Linked DNA regions of Homo sapiens: region 2 is linked to region 1. The links are chromatin loops, found by intact Hi-C in ENCODE. Cell type or tissue: endothelial cell of umbilical vein. All regions are shown on one strand. Links, peaks and the distances in the headings refer to the core of each region. The heading gives the core; the rest is flanking DNA. Region 1 overlaps RPRD2 (regulation of nuclear pre-mRNA domain containing 2). Region 2 holds the start of FALEC (focally amplified lncRNA regulator of ECM1).

The links. Hi-C counts contacts between places; a loop is a spot of excess contacts. Peaks named below come from ENCODE experiments on the same cell type or tissue, not always from the same donor. Only the 100,000 strongest peaks of a DNase experiment are listed, where the experiment ranks them.
Region 2: a loop joins it to region 1, with 3 times the contacts of the local background. A loop is called at or near these places in 23 of 110 quality-filtered maps.

What each region holds. Positions count from the first base shown.
Region 1 is chr1:150,459,646-150,467,977 of GRCh38, forward strand. It overlaps RPRD2 (regulation of nuclear pre-mRNA domain containing 2), which reads left to right. Exons shown (of 11, transcript NM_015203.5): 9 at 415-672; 10 at 4,882-5,082. Among named protein-coding and RNA genes, the nearest start is that of TARS2, 24 kb to the right of the region's middle. In endothelial cell of umbilical vein, for the core only: a CTCF peak has its summit at 4,866 (motif pointing right); a DNase peak (open chromatin) is centred at 4,906.
Region 2 is chr1:150,512,183-150,520,514 of GRCh38, forward strand. It overlaps ECM1 (extracellular matrix protein 1), which reads left to right. Exons shown (of 10, transcript NM_004425.4): 8 at 170-390; 9 at 543-630; 10 at 1,055-1,607. The coding sequence ends at 1,285. It overlaps FALEC (focally amplified lncRNA regulator of ECM1), which reads left to right and starts at 3,570. Exons shown (of 6, transcript NR_186305.1): 1 at 3,570-3,880; 2 at 5,591-5,938. RefSeq lists enhancers at 3,015-3,084, 3,155-3,304 and a silencer at 3,395-3,764. In endothelial cell of umbilical vein, for the core only: no CTCF peak of the experiment used is centred there; a DNase peak (open chromatin) is centred at 3,429; H3K4me3 peaks cover 1,460 bases; H3K27ac peaks cover 363 bases.

The DNA.
Region 1 (8,332 bases), core at 209-8,208:
GCAGTGGCACAATCTCGGCTCATTGCAACCTCTGCCTCCTGGGTTCAAGCGATTCTCGTGTCTCAGCCTCTGTAGTAGCTGGGATTATAGACGCCTGCCACCACACCTAGCTAATTTTTTGTATTTTTTGTGGAGGCAGGATTTCACCATGTTGACCAGGCTGGTCTCGAAATCCTGACCTCACATGAGCCATTGTCCCCAGCTGGAAATTGCTTTTAAGCAGATATTAAAGGTGGGAATTATCATAAATTATGAAGAGTATGACTTTTTCAAAAAAGCATGAAGTGAGTCGTTGTTTTCTCTAAAGTAGTGCCTTTTCCCCCAAGTCCGGAAATATTAGGACATGTTATTTCATATAGGAAGCAAAGTCTGGAAAGTAGTAGGATGTAATATCTCTTTTCTTTGTTGAAACAGTCGAGGACAGGAAGGAAAAACCTGCAGAGAAGTCAGCTGTATCCACTTCTGTACCTACAAAGCCAACAGAAAATATCTCAAAGGCCTCTTCATGTACCCCAGTGCCTGTGACCATGACAGCAACTCCACCTCTTCCAAAGCCTGTGAATACTTCTCTTTCCCCTTCCCCAGCATTGGCTTTGCCAAACCTGGCTAATGTGGATCTGGCAAAGATCAGTTCCATCCTTAGCAGTTTAACATCAGTCATGAAAAATACTGGTAAGTAAGCCCAGTAAGGAGGATAAAAAGTTAATTTCCATCTTTTTAAATTGAATCATTAATCTGTTTTTGGGGGGGTTGTTGTTGTTGTTGTTGTTGTTGTTTAGACAGAGTTTCGCTCTGTCTCCCAGGCAGGAGTGCAGTGGTGCAATCTTGGCTCACTGCAACCTCTGCCTCCCGGGTTCAAGTGTTCTGCTGCTTCAGCCTCCCAAGTAGCTGGGATTACAGGCACCTGCTACCACGCCCGGCTAATTTTTGTATTTTTAGTAGAGATGGGGTTTCACCATGTTGGCCAGGCTGGTCTTGAACTTCTGACCTCAGGTGATACACCCACCTCGGCCTCCCAAAGTGCTGGGATTATAGGCGTGAGTCACCGTGCCCAGTCTGTTGTTGATTTTTTTTAATTAATGATTTTTTTTTTTTTTTCTGAGACGGAGTTTCAGTCATGTTACCTAGGCTGGAGTGCAATGGTGCAAACTTCACTCACTGCAGCCTCCATCTCCCAGGTTCAAGCAATTCTGCCTTAGCCTCCCAAATAGCTGGGACTACAGGCATGTGCCACCATGCCCAGCTAATTTTGTATTTTTGGTAGAGACGGGGTTTCACCATGTTGGTCAGGCTGGTCTCAAACTCCTGACCTCAGGTGATCCACCCATCTTGGCCTCCCAAAGTGCTGGGATTACAGGCGTGAGCCAGCGCACCCAGCTAAATTAATTGTTAAATTAAAAAATAATCCAATAATCGGTCATTATAGAAAAATTAGAAAATAAGCAAAGAGAATGAAATAAATATCTAGGCCAGGCGTGGTGGCTCATGCCTGTAATCCCAGCACTTTGGGAGGCTGAGATGGTAGATTGCCTGAGGCCAGGAGTTCGAGACCAGCCTTGGCAATATAGTGAGACCCTATCTCTAAATAAAAAATTTTAAATGAAAAAAATTTTTTAATAAATATCTATAATCCTGTTACCCCAAAGGAAACCACTTGTGTTTACCCTTAAAAGTATATGTGTATATGAATGTTTTGGAGAATTAAATATGTATAACAATTTTTAAAAAAGTAAGTGTATTGCATATACTGTTTCAAAACTAGCTATTTAAAAGTTAATTACATATCTTGAATGTTTTTATGAATCATTAAATATTTCTCTACATCATTTTTAATAGCTGCATAGCATGTGGTAACTTATCTAATCCTTTATTATTAGGCACTTAGTATGTTTCCAGTTTTTTACTGTTATGAAGAATACTATAGGGCCAGGTGTGGTGGCTCACGCCACCACTTTGGGAGGTGGAGGCAGGTTGATCACTTGAGGCCAGGAGTTGGAGACAAACCTGGACAACATGGCGAAACCCCATCTCTACTTAAAAAAACAAAAATTATGGCCGAGCGTGGTGGCTCACACCTGTAATCCCAGCACTTTGGGAGGCCGAGGCGGGTGGATCACGAGGTCAAGAGATCGAGACCATCCTGGCCAACATGGTAAAACCCCGTCTCTACTAAAAATACAAAAAAATAGCCAGGCATGGTGGCGGGCGCCTGTAGTCCCAGCTGCTCGGGAGGCTAAGGCAGGAGAATGGCCTGAACCCAGGAGGCGGAGCTTGCAGTGAGCCAGGATCGCGCCACTGCACAGCCTGGGCGACAGAGCAATACTCCGTCTCAAAAAAAAACAAAAAACAAAAATTAGGCCAGGTTTGGTGGCTCACGCCTGTATTTCCAGCACTTTGGGAGGCCAAGGCAGGCGGATCACCTGAAGTCAGGAGTTCAAGACCAGCCTGGCCAACTTGGTGAAACCCTGTCTACTAAAAATACAAAAATTAGCTGGGCATGGTGGCATGCATCTGTAGTCCCAGCTACTTGGGAGGCTGAGGCAGGACAATCACTTGAACCTGGGAGGCGGGGGTTGCAGTGAGCCAAGATCACGCCACTGCACTTCAGCCTGGGCAACAGAGCAAGACTCCGTCTCAAAAAAAGAAAAAATTCGCCAGCTGTGGTGGCACGTACCTGTAATCCCAGCTACTCATAAGGCTGAGGCATAAGTATCATTTGAACCCAGAAGGCAGAGGTTGCAGTGATCCAGGATCAAGCCACTGCACTCCAGCCTGGTTGACAGAGCGAGACTCTTGTCTCAAAAAAAAACAAAAAACAAAAAAAAAACCTGTAAATTATAAAAATTTTATGAATAACCCTTTGCAAGGGTTAAGTATATAAAACCTTTTTAATGGAATTTTATTTTTATTTATTTATTTATTTATTTTGAGACAGTCTCACTCTGTCCCCCAGGCTGCTGGAGTGCAGTGGCGCGATCTCAGCTCACTGCAAGCTCCGCCTCCCAGGTCACGCCATTCTCCTGCCTCAGCCTCCTGAGTAGCTGGGACTACAGGTGCCTGCCACCACGCCCAGCTAATTTTTTGTATTTTTGGTAGAGACGGGCTTTTACCATGTTAGCCAGGATGGTCTCGATCTCCTGACCTCGTGATCTGCTCGCGTTGGCCTCCCAAAGTGCTGGGATTACAGGCGTGAGCCACCGCATCCGGCCATTTATTTATTTATTTTGAGACAAGGTCCCACTCCATCACCCAGGCTGGAGTGCAGGGGTGCAGTCATGGCTCACTGTAACCTCAAACTTCTGGGTTCAAGTGATCCTCCCACCTGAGCCTTTGAGTGGCTGAGATCACACGTGTGCACCACCACATCTGGCTAAGTTTTGTGGGTTTTTTGGTAGAGACAGTGTCTTACTATGTTGCCCAGGCTGATCTTGAACTCCTGGGCTCAAGTGTTCCTCCCATCTTGGCCTCCTAAAATGTTGGGATTACAATCATGAGCCACTGCACCCAGCCCGAAATTTTTTAAATAAATTTTGCCAGGCAAGGTGGGATACCGTGTAGTCCCAGCTACTCGGGAGGCAAATGCAGGAGGATCACTTGAAGCCAGGAATTCCAGGACGTGTAGTTCACTGTGATCACGCCTGTGAATGTCCACTGCACTCCAGCCTGAGCAACCCAGTGAGACCATATCTCAAAAACTAAATAAAAATAAAGTATTTTAATATATAACTAAATTGATATCCAAAAAAGTGCTATTTTATATGACTAATATATGAAAGCTTCTGTTGTTCCTTACCTTCTCCAGTTACTTGCCTTGTGCAGTCTACAAATCCAGCCTTAAAAAGTTGTTTAATTTCCATTTCTTCTATGAAAGATGTTAAAAATTTTTTTCCTTTGCTTCTCACTTAAGTTTCTTTGTGAAATATCTGTTCATATTTATCTTTTTTAAAATAACAAATGTTTTTCTCTTTATATATTTTATTTCCTGTGTTAAAGATCAACCCAGTGTTTTTAAATGTAAAAATATAAAGGAAATTTCTTAAATAATCTCATTTTAAAAGCTATTTCAAAAGCATATAACTTACCAGTCACATGAAATTATGCAGTGGCTGAGTTATACAACTGCAGTGGCTCTCAGCATCCAGTCAGCCAGCAGTATTTATTGAGCGCCTACAGGGCTCTGAACTGTAGGTGCCATTTGGTGGAGAAAAAAGATTGTCCAGGTGTGGTGGTACATGCCTGTAATTCCCAGCACTTTGAAAAGCCAAGGTGGGAGGATCACTGGAGGTCAAGAGTTGAAGACCACCCTGGGCAATGTAGCAAGACCCTGTCTCTATTTTTTAAAAATAAATAAGAAATATTGGGGCTCTCAAAACTATGAAAATCACTTAATACTTGTTTTTTTCAAGACAGAGTCTCACTGTGTCTCAACTCTTGTCTCACTGCAACCTCCACCTCCTGGGTTCAAATGATTCTCCTGCCTCAGCCTCCCGAGTAGCTGGGATTACAGGCGCCTGCCACCATACCCGGCTAATTTTTTATTTTTGGTAGGGACAGGGTTTCCCCATGTTGGTCAGGCTGGTCTCGAACTCCTGACCTCAGGTGATCCGCCTGCCTCGGCCTCCCAAAGTGCTGGGATTACAGGTGTGAGCCACCTCGCCCGGCCAATACTTGTTTGTTTTAATGGTGTTCCAAGTAAAAGGAGATAATCTTTTCAGGGTTTTTTTTTTTTTTTTTGTACATGTCATGTTATGATGGACCATTTGTGGATCAACCACAGAAGAATTCCTGTTAAATATATCAAACTCATTGAAGTGAGGGGAAGTATCGGAAATTGAAGTCATTTTGAATTGCATTTTCTTGAGTTCATCTTTCTGCCACCAGGGGTCAGTCCTGCATCAAGACCTTCTCCAGGAACGCCCACCAGCCCCAGCAACCTCACCAGTGGCCTGAAAACACCTGCACCTGCCACGACAACATCTCACAACCCTCTGGCAAATATCCTCTCCAAGGTGGAGATCACCCCAGAGAGCATTCTGTCTGCACTTTCCAAAACCCAGACACAGTCAGCCCCTGCACTGCAAGGTAACTGACATATGCCAGAGGGACTCGAATTGTGAATGTTTGTCTCTGGCTTAAATTAATCCTGGATTCCATTTCTGATGAATCCAGAGCCATAAAATGTATAACACAGTTAATTCATTATTCTTTTTATTTATTTATTTATTTATTTATTTAAAATTTTTGAGATGGAGTCTCACTCTGTTGCCTAGTTGGTGTGCAGTGGAGTGCTCTCGGCTCACTACAACCTCTGCCTCCTGGTTCAAGTGATTCTTCTGCCTCAGCCTCCCTAGCAGCTGGGATTACAGGCCCACACCACCATGTCTGGCTAATTTTTGTATTTTTAGTAGAGATGGGGTTTCTCCATGTTGGCCAGGCTGGTCTCAAACTCCTGGCCTCCCAAAGTGCTGGGATTATAGGCATGAGCCACCATGCCTGGTGGTCATTATCCTTTTTTTTATTTTAGACAGAATTTCACTCTTGTCGCCCAGGCTGGAGTGCAGTGGCCCAATCTCAGCTCACTGCAACCTCAGCCTCCCAAGTAGCTAGGATTACAGGTGCCCACCACCACATCCAGCTAATTTTTGTATTTTTAGTAGAGACGGAGTTTTGCTATGTTGGCCAGGCTGGTCTCGAACTCCTGACCTCAGGCAGTCCACCCACCTCAGCCTCCCAAAGTGCTAGGATTACAGGCGTGAGCCACTGCGCCCCTCCTATTTTTTTTATATTTATCATCTATGAGCTGACATCTGAAGAATTATAAAATGTGAAAGCTGAAAGAGACTAAGTATTATCTAGTCTAATCCCTTACTTTTCAGGTAAGGAAACTAAGGCTCAGTAAGGTGAAAAGATCTGCTTATGGTCACATACCTATCTGTCTATTCAGTATGAGCCAAGACTGAAGGCCAGATTTCTTGACTGGAGTTCAGTATTCTTTCACCTACACCATGACACCCTAGGGGCTGCATTAGTCCCAGCTTTTAATACAGGTTTATATATGTTGAGTTTTATTAATTTCAGTGTTAACCAAAGCTGAAGACAGTAGGAAGGGTCCATTTATTATCAAAAAATATGGCCAGGTGCAGTTGCTCACGCCTGTAATCCCGGCACTTTGGGAGGCTGAGGCGGGCAGATCACCTAAGGTCAGCAGTTCAAGACCAGCCTGGCCAACCAGGTGAAATAACATCTCTACTAAAAATATGAAAATTAGCCAGGTGTGGTGACACACACCTGTAGTGTGCTGAGATCGCAGTAAGCCGGAATCACGCTACTGCACTCCAGCCTGGACGACAGAGCAAGACTCAGTCCAAAAAAAAAAAAAAAAAAAAAAATTTTTTTATGACGCTTCAAGAACATAGTGAAACCCTGTCTCTACAACGGAATTAAAAATTAGCGCCGGGCGCGGTGGCTCACGCCTGTAATCCCAGCACTTTGGGAGGCTGAGGCAGGCGGATCATGAGTTCAGGAGATCGATACCATCCTGGCTAACACAGTGAAACCCCGACTCTACTAAAAATACAAAAAATTAGCCGGGCGTGGTGGCGGGCACCTGTAGTCTTGGCTACTTGGAAGGCTGAGGCAGGAGAATGGTGTGAACCCAGGAGGTGGAGGTTGCAGTGAGCCAAGATTGCCCCACTACACTCCAGCCTGGGCAAAAGAGCAAGACTCTGTCTCAAAAAAAAAAAAAAAAAAAAAATTAGCTGGGCATAGTGGTGCATGCCTGTAGTTCCAGCTACTCAGGGGGCTAAGGCAGGAGGATCACTTGAGCCCAGGAGTTCAAGGCTGCAGTACGCTGTGGTCACCCCACTGTACTCCAACCTAAGTGATGAGACCCTGCCTCAAAAAAAAAAAAAAAAAAATTTCTGAGACATGAATATATCTTTTTTTGTCCTAATGTTTTATAGAGGCTTCATTATTTATTATTTTATTTATTATTTTATTAGAGTCTTAGATGTAGTATTTTTGTTTTCACCTACCTATAATCTCTCTCATTTGACCCTTTCTGTTCAGCTTTACTAATTATGTTTTGTGCATGACACTGCCTGTTTCTAACCTTTTTTCATAAATCTTTCCTACTCTCTACTCTCTTATGCTCCAGATACCAATGAAATCCTTTTTAAGTACCGTAGTATAATTATGAAATGAATTACAAATACCAGGGCAATATATTCAGTGTAGTGATTTACTCTATATCAGTAGTCTCAACCAAAGGCCTCCAGGGAGGACACTTGGCAATATTTGGAGACCTTTTTAGTTGTCTCAACTGGGGTAATGGTAGGGGTGCTACTGCCTCTAGTGAGTAGAGGCCAGGAGGATGCTCCTAAATATCCTACAATGTGTGAGACAGCCCCAACAATAAAGAATTATCTAGCCCAAAGTGTCAGTAGTGCTGAGGTTGAGAAACCCTGCTCTCTATCAAAGGAGTGGTGTAAAACAGTTTCCTAAACTGTTATGTAAGTGGATCATTCAAGCATATTATAGTGAACTTTGTCTGGAGGTGCAGAAGAATTTTGTTACACAGAACTAAATAGTATTAAGTAATAATCCACAGCCCCTATCTATTGGCATCAGCAATAAAGAATTGATGATGACTGCAGCACATGTTGTACTACTAATATCAGGGACAATTTGAGAGTTTGACATGTTTATGCTTTCTCCCTTTTTATTTTTATTTGTTTGTTTGTTTTTGAGACGGGGACTTGCTCTGTTGCCCAGGCTGGAGTGCAGTGGTGTGATCTCGGCTCACTGCAACCTCTGCCTCTCGGGTTCAAGTGATTCTCTTGCCTCAGCCTCTCGAGTAGCTGGTATTACAGGCTCACACCACCATGCCCGGCTAATTTTTGTATTTTTAGTAGACACGGGGTTTCGCCATGTTGGCCAGGCTGGTCTCGAACTCCTGACCTCACGTGATCCACCTGCCTCGACCTCCCAAAGTGCTGGGATTACAGGTGTGAACCACCGTGCCTGGCCGATGTGAAATTTCTGATGAGGCAAAATTTGAACAGAACTAGGTTCCTTATGGAATGTGGAATTCTCTTTGACTTTTAAAAGGATTGTATCTAGCAAGTTAAATAGATGTATTTCCTCGAAGACTGTTAATGAAATCCCAGAACTTTGTTCTGATTGTGTCATCCACAGCCCTAGGTATTGACAGATTTATAACACAAAAGAGAGACTTCAGGCCCGGTGTGGTGGGTCACACCTGTAATTCCAGCACTTTGGGGACGGGTGGATCACCTGAGGTCAGGAGTTCAAGACCAGCCTGGCCAACAGG
Region 2 (8,332 bases), core at 291-8,290, 53 kb after region 1:
GCCCACACATCAACAGTTGCCTCCTAACCCTCTACTTTTTTGCCATTCCCTTTGGGCCTCTCGGGCTGGGAGCCCCTCATCTAGTTGCCAGGGACGATAAGGGAAGTCGATGGTCAGGAGAGAAGGGGCCAAGTGTCCAGCTTCTGACTTCCCTCTCTCTGGTCCACAGTGGGAGGATACCCTTGACAAATACTGTGACCGGGAGTATGCTGTGAAGACCCACCACCACTTGTGTTGCCGCCACCCTCCCAGCCCTACTCGGGATGAGTGCTTTGCCCGTCGGGCTCCTTACCCCAACTATGACCGGGACATCTTGACCATTGACATCGGTCGAGTCACCCCCAACCTCATGGGCCACCTCTGTGGAAACCAAAGAGTTCTCACCAAGCAGTAAGTTGCCTAGTCCTTCCCCACTCTCTTCCTTTCCCGAAAACTTCCTTTTGGGACACCTTTGGGAAAAGCAAAATCATGATATCCCAACCCCATCTGATGCCAGAAGATGCCCAAAGACCCTAACCCCTGCCCCTTTCACACCAACATAGTAAACATATTCCTGGGCTGATCCACAACATGACTGCCCGCTGCTGTGACCTGCCATTTCCAGAACAGGCCTGCTGTGCAGAGGAGGAGGTGAGTGTGTGGAGTCTAGTCTCCAGAGGAATGCAGGGGAGGGGAGGGAAAGAGCTAGAACTGCAGGCCACCCCTTCTCTTTAGTACCTCAAACCAGCCTTTGGTTATAATGACTAGTGGGGGAGGTGTTTTTTTCTTGGTTCCAGAAAAGTCTTCACTCTGACCTGGCCTGCTCCCCATCTCTAAGTTCCTATTATGCCTTCTCCGGGCCACAAGCTTCTGGCATTTCCAGATGTACACATTTGTCAGTCACAAGGAATCCAGCTGTGCAAGGCAGTCTTGTACTCTCTCTGGGCCCCAGGAGGGGAACGAGGGAGAGAGCAGTAGAAGCTGATGAAAGGGGGACTTTGGCACCCAAGTATCTACATCTGTCCTTGGACCACCTCCCCACCCCATCATCTGTTTTACTTTTCTCATTCATCAGAAATTAACCTTCATCAATGATCTGTGTGGTCCCCGACGTAACATCTGGCGAGACCCTGCCCTCTGCTGTTACCTGAGTCCTGGGGATGAACAGGTCAACTGCTTCAACATCAATTATCTGAGGAACGTGGCTCTAGTGTCTGGAGACACTGAGAACGCCAAGGGCCAGGGGGAGCAGGGCTCAACTGGAGGAACAAATATCAGCTCCACCTCTGAGCCCAAGGAAGAATGAGTCACCCCAGAGCCCTAGAGGGTCAGATGGGGGGAACCCCACCCTGCCCCACCCATCTGAACACTCATTACACTAAACACCTCTTGGATTTGGTGTCCTCATTGTCTATCTAATGTCTCACCCGCAGTGTTTTAAGTGGATCTTGGTGCCCTGGCCCAGGAGGGCACTGGCGTTTTCAGACACACCACAGACAAACACACCCTCCTAAGCCTGCTTGTATTTCCTTCAGTGCCTGGCCCCTGAGGCCCACGGCCCTGCCCCCTTCACTGAGCAGATGTTCACAGGCTGTGGGATGCGACCATAACTAAACAGCTTGACGTCACTTTGCCATCTTGAATTTATTCACATATTTTGAAAGGAGTGCCACCTTGTTAGCTAGCTATCAGGACTCAAAGAAGATATGGTTCTTGGCCTTGGTGAGCCCCCAAAATGCCACAGCCCAGCCTAACATTTTTAAAGCTTCACTTTTGATCCTTAGAATTCATGCCTTCATTCATTCAATATCCTTTTTTTTTTTTTCTTGAGACACAGTCTCGCTCTATCGCCCAGGCTGAAGTGCAGTGGCACGATCTTGGCTCACTGCAACTTGCAACCCTCCTGGGTTCAAGCGATTCTCCTGCCTCAGCCTCCCGAGTAGCTGGGATTACAGGCGTGCACCAGCACACCCAGCTAATTTTTGTATTTTTAGTAGAGACGGGTTTTCACCATGTTGGCCAGGCTCCCAAAGTGCTGGGATTACAGGCGTGAGCCACTGTGCCTGGCCAATATCCATTTATTGAACCCCTATCTATGCACACTCTGCTAGACTTGGGGATACACATCCAGAACACACACAGCCCCTGCCCTGAGGTTGTTCACTGTCCCTGAGCCTAGCAGGTGTGACAAGTGTTGTGGTACAGGGCCCCCAGCGTGCTCTGAGCATGACAGGAACGTCCCGAGGTGGGAGTGGGGCTGGGGGCAGCACAGGTGCACAGGAGGGGCGTTGAGGTCAGAGTTTCTCCAGTAAAGAAGTAGAGGGTGTGAGCGGGCAGAGTGCGCACAAGGGTCAAGGCTGAAAGGACCTGACTCTTTGGTGGCCTTCCTCTCTGATATGGCTGGAATGATAAGCAGGAGCTCATCACTAATGCCTCACCCGCAGGGTTTTAAGTGGATCTTGGTGCCCTGGCCCAGGGGGCACTGGCGTTTTCAAGCGGAGGATGTGTTCCAATTTGCCTTTTAAGAATGTCTAGGCCGGACGCACTGGCTCACGCTGTAATCCCAGCATTTTGGAAGGCCGAGGCGGGCGGATCACTTGAGGTTAGGAGTTCGAGATCAGCCCGACCAACATGGTGAAACCCCATCTTTACTGAATTAGCCAGGCGTGGTGGTGCCCACCTATAATCCAAACTACTCGGGAGGCTGAGGCACGAGAATCACTTGAACCTGGGAGGTGGAGGTTGCAGTGAGCCAGTATCGCACCACTGCACTCAGCCTGGCCGACACAGCGAGACTGTGCCTCAAAAATAAAATAAAATAAAATAATGTCTAGTCGGAGAGCCGGGGAGGTGGCGCGCGCCTGTAATCCCAGCCACCCAAAGAGCTATGGTCTCGGCACTGCACTTCAACCTGCGAGACCCAGTCTCAAAAAGAAAAAAAAAAGTTTAGTCGGCAGCCAGCAAGGCGGGACGCTGGGAGGCCAGTTCAAAGAGTGTCGTCCCAAGTGCCGGAGGGACGGAGCTGTAGCCCCCAACCTGAGCTGGACCCGAGGGTGGCGGTGACTAGGACTCTCAAGCCCTACAAAGCTGCTCCCAGGAACCCGAGGCCTCAAGGCTGGATCTGAAAGAATCGGAATGAAGACTCGGAATGAAGAGTCCCAGGGGAACAAGTCCTGTGTGACTCCGCCGCCAGGACGACCTTCCAGAAAGCAGACTTCTCCGCTCCAGTTCTAGCGGAGACGGAGAGAGTGAACCAAGAACCATCATCCTGCGCCAGCCAGGGGCAAGCGGAGCCTCAGTTGCTCCCAAACCCACGCCCGCCTCTCCTTCCTCTCCTCCTCCACAGGCTTTCATTTATTTACTTAAGTATTTTTAGCCCAGTAGCAGTTTCCAGTCCAGCGGCTCCTCAGATCTTTCGCCGGCTGTCCGCCCCACCTGTCCGTCAGCACGCGAGCCAATGAGCGGGCGAGGGCAGCGCTGTGCCCCGCCCCTGAGCCGGCAGCCCAGTCTCGGGAGCCCGGGGCCGCCTGGGCCTCCTGCCCGCCGCGCTCGAGTCTGGAGCTCGAGAGTGACACTGCGCATGTGCGGGCGTCCTGCGCATCTCCTACGGCCTCCAGGACAGAGGAACCGGGGGAGGCAGGGGGAAAAGGCCGGCCCAGCAATTCCCCTACCCCCCGGTCCCACGTGTACCCTCCTGGCCTGGGTCGCCCCAGCCCACGGGGAGCGGGCGGAGTCCTGGCCCACGAAGCCTTGTCACCTGGCGGGCGAATCCGCAAGCGGAGACTTGTCTTTAAAGGGCTTTGGGCCGGGCGCGGTGGCTCATGCCTGGAATCCCAGCACTTTGGGAGGCCGAGGCGGTGGATCACGAGGTCAGGAGTTCAAGACCAGCCTGGCCAAGAAGGTGAAACCCCGTCTGTACTAAAAATACAAAAAAAAAAAAAAATTAGCAGGGCGTGGTGGCGGGCGCCTATAATCCCAGCTACTCGGGAGGCTGAGGCAGAGAATTGCTTGAACCCGGGAGGCGGAGGCTGCAGTAAGATCGCGCCACCGCACTCCAGCCTGGGCGAGAGAGGAGACTCTGTCTCAAAAAAAAAAAGGGAGCGGGGGGGCTTTGGTCTGTGCAGGAGCTTCCCGGAGATGCTTTAGAGCTGCGTTTGCAAAGTGCAGCGCCAAATGCTGCAGAGAGGTGGGAGTCAGAGGAGAGGAGGACTGCGGTCCCAAACCCTAGCAGTTTAGTCTGTCGGGGAGGAGAGGAAGGGAACCCGGAGAGCACTTGTAAGCTACAGTGCTGAATATGAGGAGGTACTGAATTGAGCATCAAATGCTGAGAGTTAAAGAATTCTCCCTAGGGACCAGCCAGCTATTATCTGGAAGCAGTGAGTTTGGATAGAGCCTGGAAGCACGGGTAGCATTGCTGTTAGCAATAAAAGGTGAACGTGTTAACATTCACTGCAATTCGTTGTATACACTATTAAAATATAACTTGCTCAATTCAGGGGCGGTGAGTAAAGTAAAGGAGTCAGAGCTCCTAATTATTGGAGAGGCCAGGGAAAGCTTCACAGAATTCAAGCTTGAGTAGGGTTTTGTTGAAAGGGAAGGATATACAAAGCATTGAATGTATGCAAAGTTCAGCTAAAGTAAACAGTCCTTTTTGTGTTAGGCAGAGTGCTAAAAGTACTCTGGCTATAACGAAGACTACAACACCACCTTCAGGGACTTTAGCGTCTGTGGAGACTTGAACATCTAATGTTAGAAATATTCTCAGAATTCTGAGACAGCCACCTAGCCTGGCCTTCAGGGAGATCTTCCAGGAAGAGGAAATAACACAGAAAGTGTGGTATATTTAAATATACCTAGCCAGGCGCGGTGGCTCACACCTGTAATCCCAGCACTTTGGGAGGTCGAGGCCAGTGGATCAACCGAGGTCAGGAGTTCGAGACCAGCCTGACCAACATGGTGAAAGCCGTCCCTACTAAAAATACAAAATTAGCCAGGCATGATGGCGCATGCCTCTAATCCCAGCTACTTGGGAGGCTGAGGCAGAAGAATTGCTTGAACCCAGGAGGCAGAGGTTGTAGTGAGCCAAGATTGTGCCATTGCACTCCAGCCTGGGTGACAGAGCCAGACTCCGTCTCAAAAAAAAAAAAAAAAAAAAGGTTGAGGGCATGGTGAGGGAGGGGACTTTTTTTAAAAGCTCTTCAGGAGATAGGGTTGAGAGAACCTGTTTGCTGGTGTCTAGGGTGACTACCAAGTTTGAGGCTGTGGTAACTAAGGTAAGTGTTACAGACTGAATGTTTGTGTACCCCCAAATGCATTTGTTGAAATCCTAGCCCCCAGTGTGATGGTATTAGGAGGTGGGGCCTTTGGGAGGTAATTAGGTCATGAGGGTGGAGCCCTCATAAATGGGATTAGTGCTCTTATAAAAGGGACCCCAGAGAGTTCTCTAGCTCTTCCTGCCCTGTGAGATACAAGAAGTTGGCAGGCTGCAACCTGGCAGAGGGCCCTCACCTGAGCCTGACCATGCTGGCACATGATCTAGGACTTCTAGCCTCCAGAACTGTGAGAAATACATTTCTGCTGTTTAACCCACCCTGTCTATGGTACTTCACAGCTCATACTGACTAAGGCAGCAGAACATACAGGAGGAAGAGGAGCAGGTTTCACAGAGGGAAGACATGAGTTCAATTTTGGACTTCTCAGTAGTCGGTGTCCTCAGTGGTAGCAACTTCAAACGGAAGGTGTCAAAAGTCAAATTCTGGAGAGTTGAGTATGAATGGGAGATGAAGAAAAGGAGGCAGCACTTGTAGCCTGCTCTTAATGTATTTCTGCACTCTACACTAGCAGCCTATTACACAGGACACTTGGATGTCTCCTAGATATCACAAATTCAGCTTCAAAAATGAATTCTTCTAGGTATATGGAAAGATGTGAAGAAGAAAATATAGCAATAAGTTAGGTGGTAGGTATATGGTTGTTTACTGTACAATCTGTCAGTTTTTCTGTATTTTTGAAATTTTTCATGATAAAATATTAAGAAAAAAGTAGTGGGCCCATCCTCTTTACCCTCCAACTATTCTTCTTCCCATGTGCCCTATTTCAATAAATAGAACAACTGTTTAGTCAGTTGTTTAGGCCAGAGAATATCAGAGTTGTTAGGCCTGGGAATATCATTCTTCAGTTTCTCTCCTTTTTCCTTGTAGTCTAATCAGTCGCCAAGTCTCTCTCTTTTTTTTTTTTTTTAAGATGGAGTTTCACTCTTGTTGCCCAGGCTGGAGTGCAATGGCGTGATCTCGGCTCACCGCAACCTGTGCCCCCTGGGTTCAAGTGATTCTCCTGCCTCAGTCTCCCAAGTAGCTGCAATTACAGTCATGCACTACCACGCCCGGTTCATTTTGCATTTTTTTAGTAGAGACATGGGGTTTCTCCATGTCGTTCAGGCTAGTCCCGAACTCCTGACCTCAGGTGATCCGCCTGCCTCAGCCTCCCAAAGTGCTGGGATTATAAGCGTGAGCCACCGTGCCCAGCAATAGAGTTACACCTTACACCAAAGTTAGGTTATAAGTCAGTACATAAGGCCAAAATTACATAGTTAACATAACCTTTGAAAATCCCTGGCCGGGCGCTGTGGCTCACGCCTGTAATCCGGGCACTTTGGGAGGCCGAGTTGGGCGGATCACCTGAGGTCAGGAGTTTGAGACCAGCCTGGCCAACATGGTGAAACCACGTCTCTACCAAAAATACAAAATTAGCTGGGTGTGGTGGCGTGCCTCTGTAGTCCCAGCTATTTGGGAGGCTGAGGCAGGAGAATCACTTGAACCCAGGAGGCAGAGGTTGCAGTGAGCTGAGATCATGCCATTGCACTCCAGCCTGGGCGACAAGAGTGAAACTCTGTCTCAACAAACAAACAAATTAATAATAAAAGTATGCAAAACATAAATGTATTATAGCTCAATGGATGGTTATAAAATGAACCTCCTGCAACAAATGCCTAAGTCAAGCCAAAGCATCCCAGAGGCCCCCACAGTGCTGCTTCCTGATGACGCCCTCCTCCCGTGCCCATGAAGGAATCCTGCTCCCTTGATATTTAGAGTTATCACTCAATCGCTTGTTAAAACTAGTTTACCCCTAAAAATGAACCCTAAAAGCAGTCATTTTGGATTTTGTAAACAGCTTTATTGGATATAATTCGCATACCATTAATTCACCCATGTAAAATGTACAATTCAATGGGTTTTGGTATATTACATTATTAATTTTTAAAAAGTATGGTAAAATAAATGTAAGGGCGGTGGCTCATGCCTGTAATCCCAACACTTTGGGAGACCGAGGTGGGCAGATCACCTGAGGTGGGGCGTTTGAGACCAGCCTGACCAACATGGAGAAACCCCATCTCTACTAAAAATACAAAATTAGGGCCAGGCACGGTGGCTCACGCCTGTAATCCCAGCACTTTGGGAGGCTGAGGTGGATGGATCATAAGGTCAGGAGTTCGAGACCAGCCTGGCCAAGATGGTGAAACCCCGTCTCTACTGAAAATACAAAAAAATTAGCCGGGCATGGTGGTGGGCGCCTGTAATCCCAGCTACTCGGGAGGCTGAGGCAGGAGAATCAGGAGAATCGCTTGAACCTGGGAGGCAGAAGTTGGAGTGAGCCGAGATTGTGCCTGGGCAACAAGAGCGAAACTCTGTCTCAAAAAATAATAATAAAATAGGCTGGCGCAGTGGCTCATGCCTGTAATCCCAGCACTTTGGGAGGCCGAGGCAGACGGATCACCTGAGGTCGGGAGTTCGAGACCAGCCTGACCATGGAGAAACCTCATCTCTACTAAAAATACAAAATTAGCCGGGTGTGGTGGTGCATGCCTGTATTCCCAGCTATTCAGGAGGCTGAGGCAGGAGAATCACTTGAATCCGGGAGGTGGAGGTTGTCATGAGCCAAGATCACACCATTGCATTCCAGCCTGGGCAACAAAAAGTGAAACTCCGTCTCAAAAATAAATAAATAAACAAATGTATGACAAAATTTGCCATTTTAACCATTTTTAAGTGTACAACTCAGTGGCATTAATTATATTCACAATATTGTACAACCGTCACCACTATCTATTCCAAAACTTTTCCATCACCCCAAACAGAAGCTCTGTAACCATTAAGCAATAACTGGCATCCCCCCTCCCTTTAGCCCCTGATAACTCCTAATATACTGTCTTTATGAATTTGCCTATTCTGGGTACCTCATATAATGTGCCTATAATATTTGTCCTTTTGCATCTGGCTTATTTCACTTAGCATAATGTTTTCAAGGCTCATCCATGTTACAGCATGTATCAGAACTTCATTCCCTTTTATGGCTG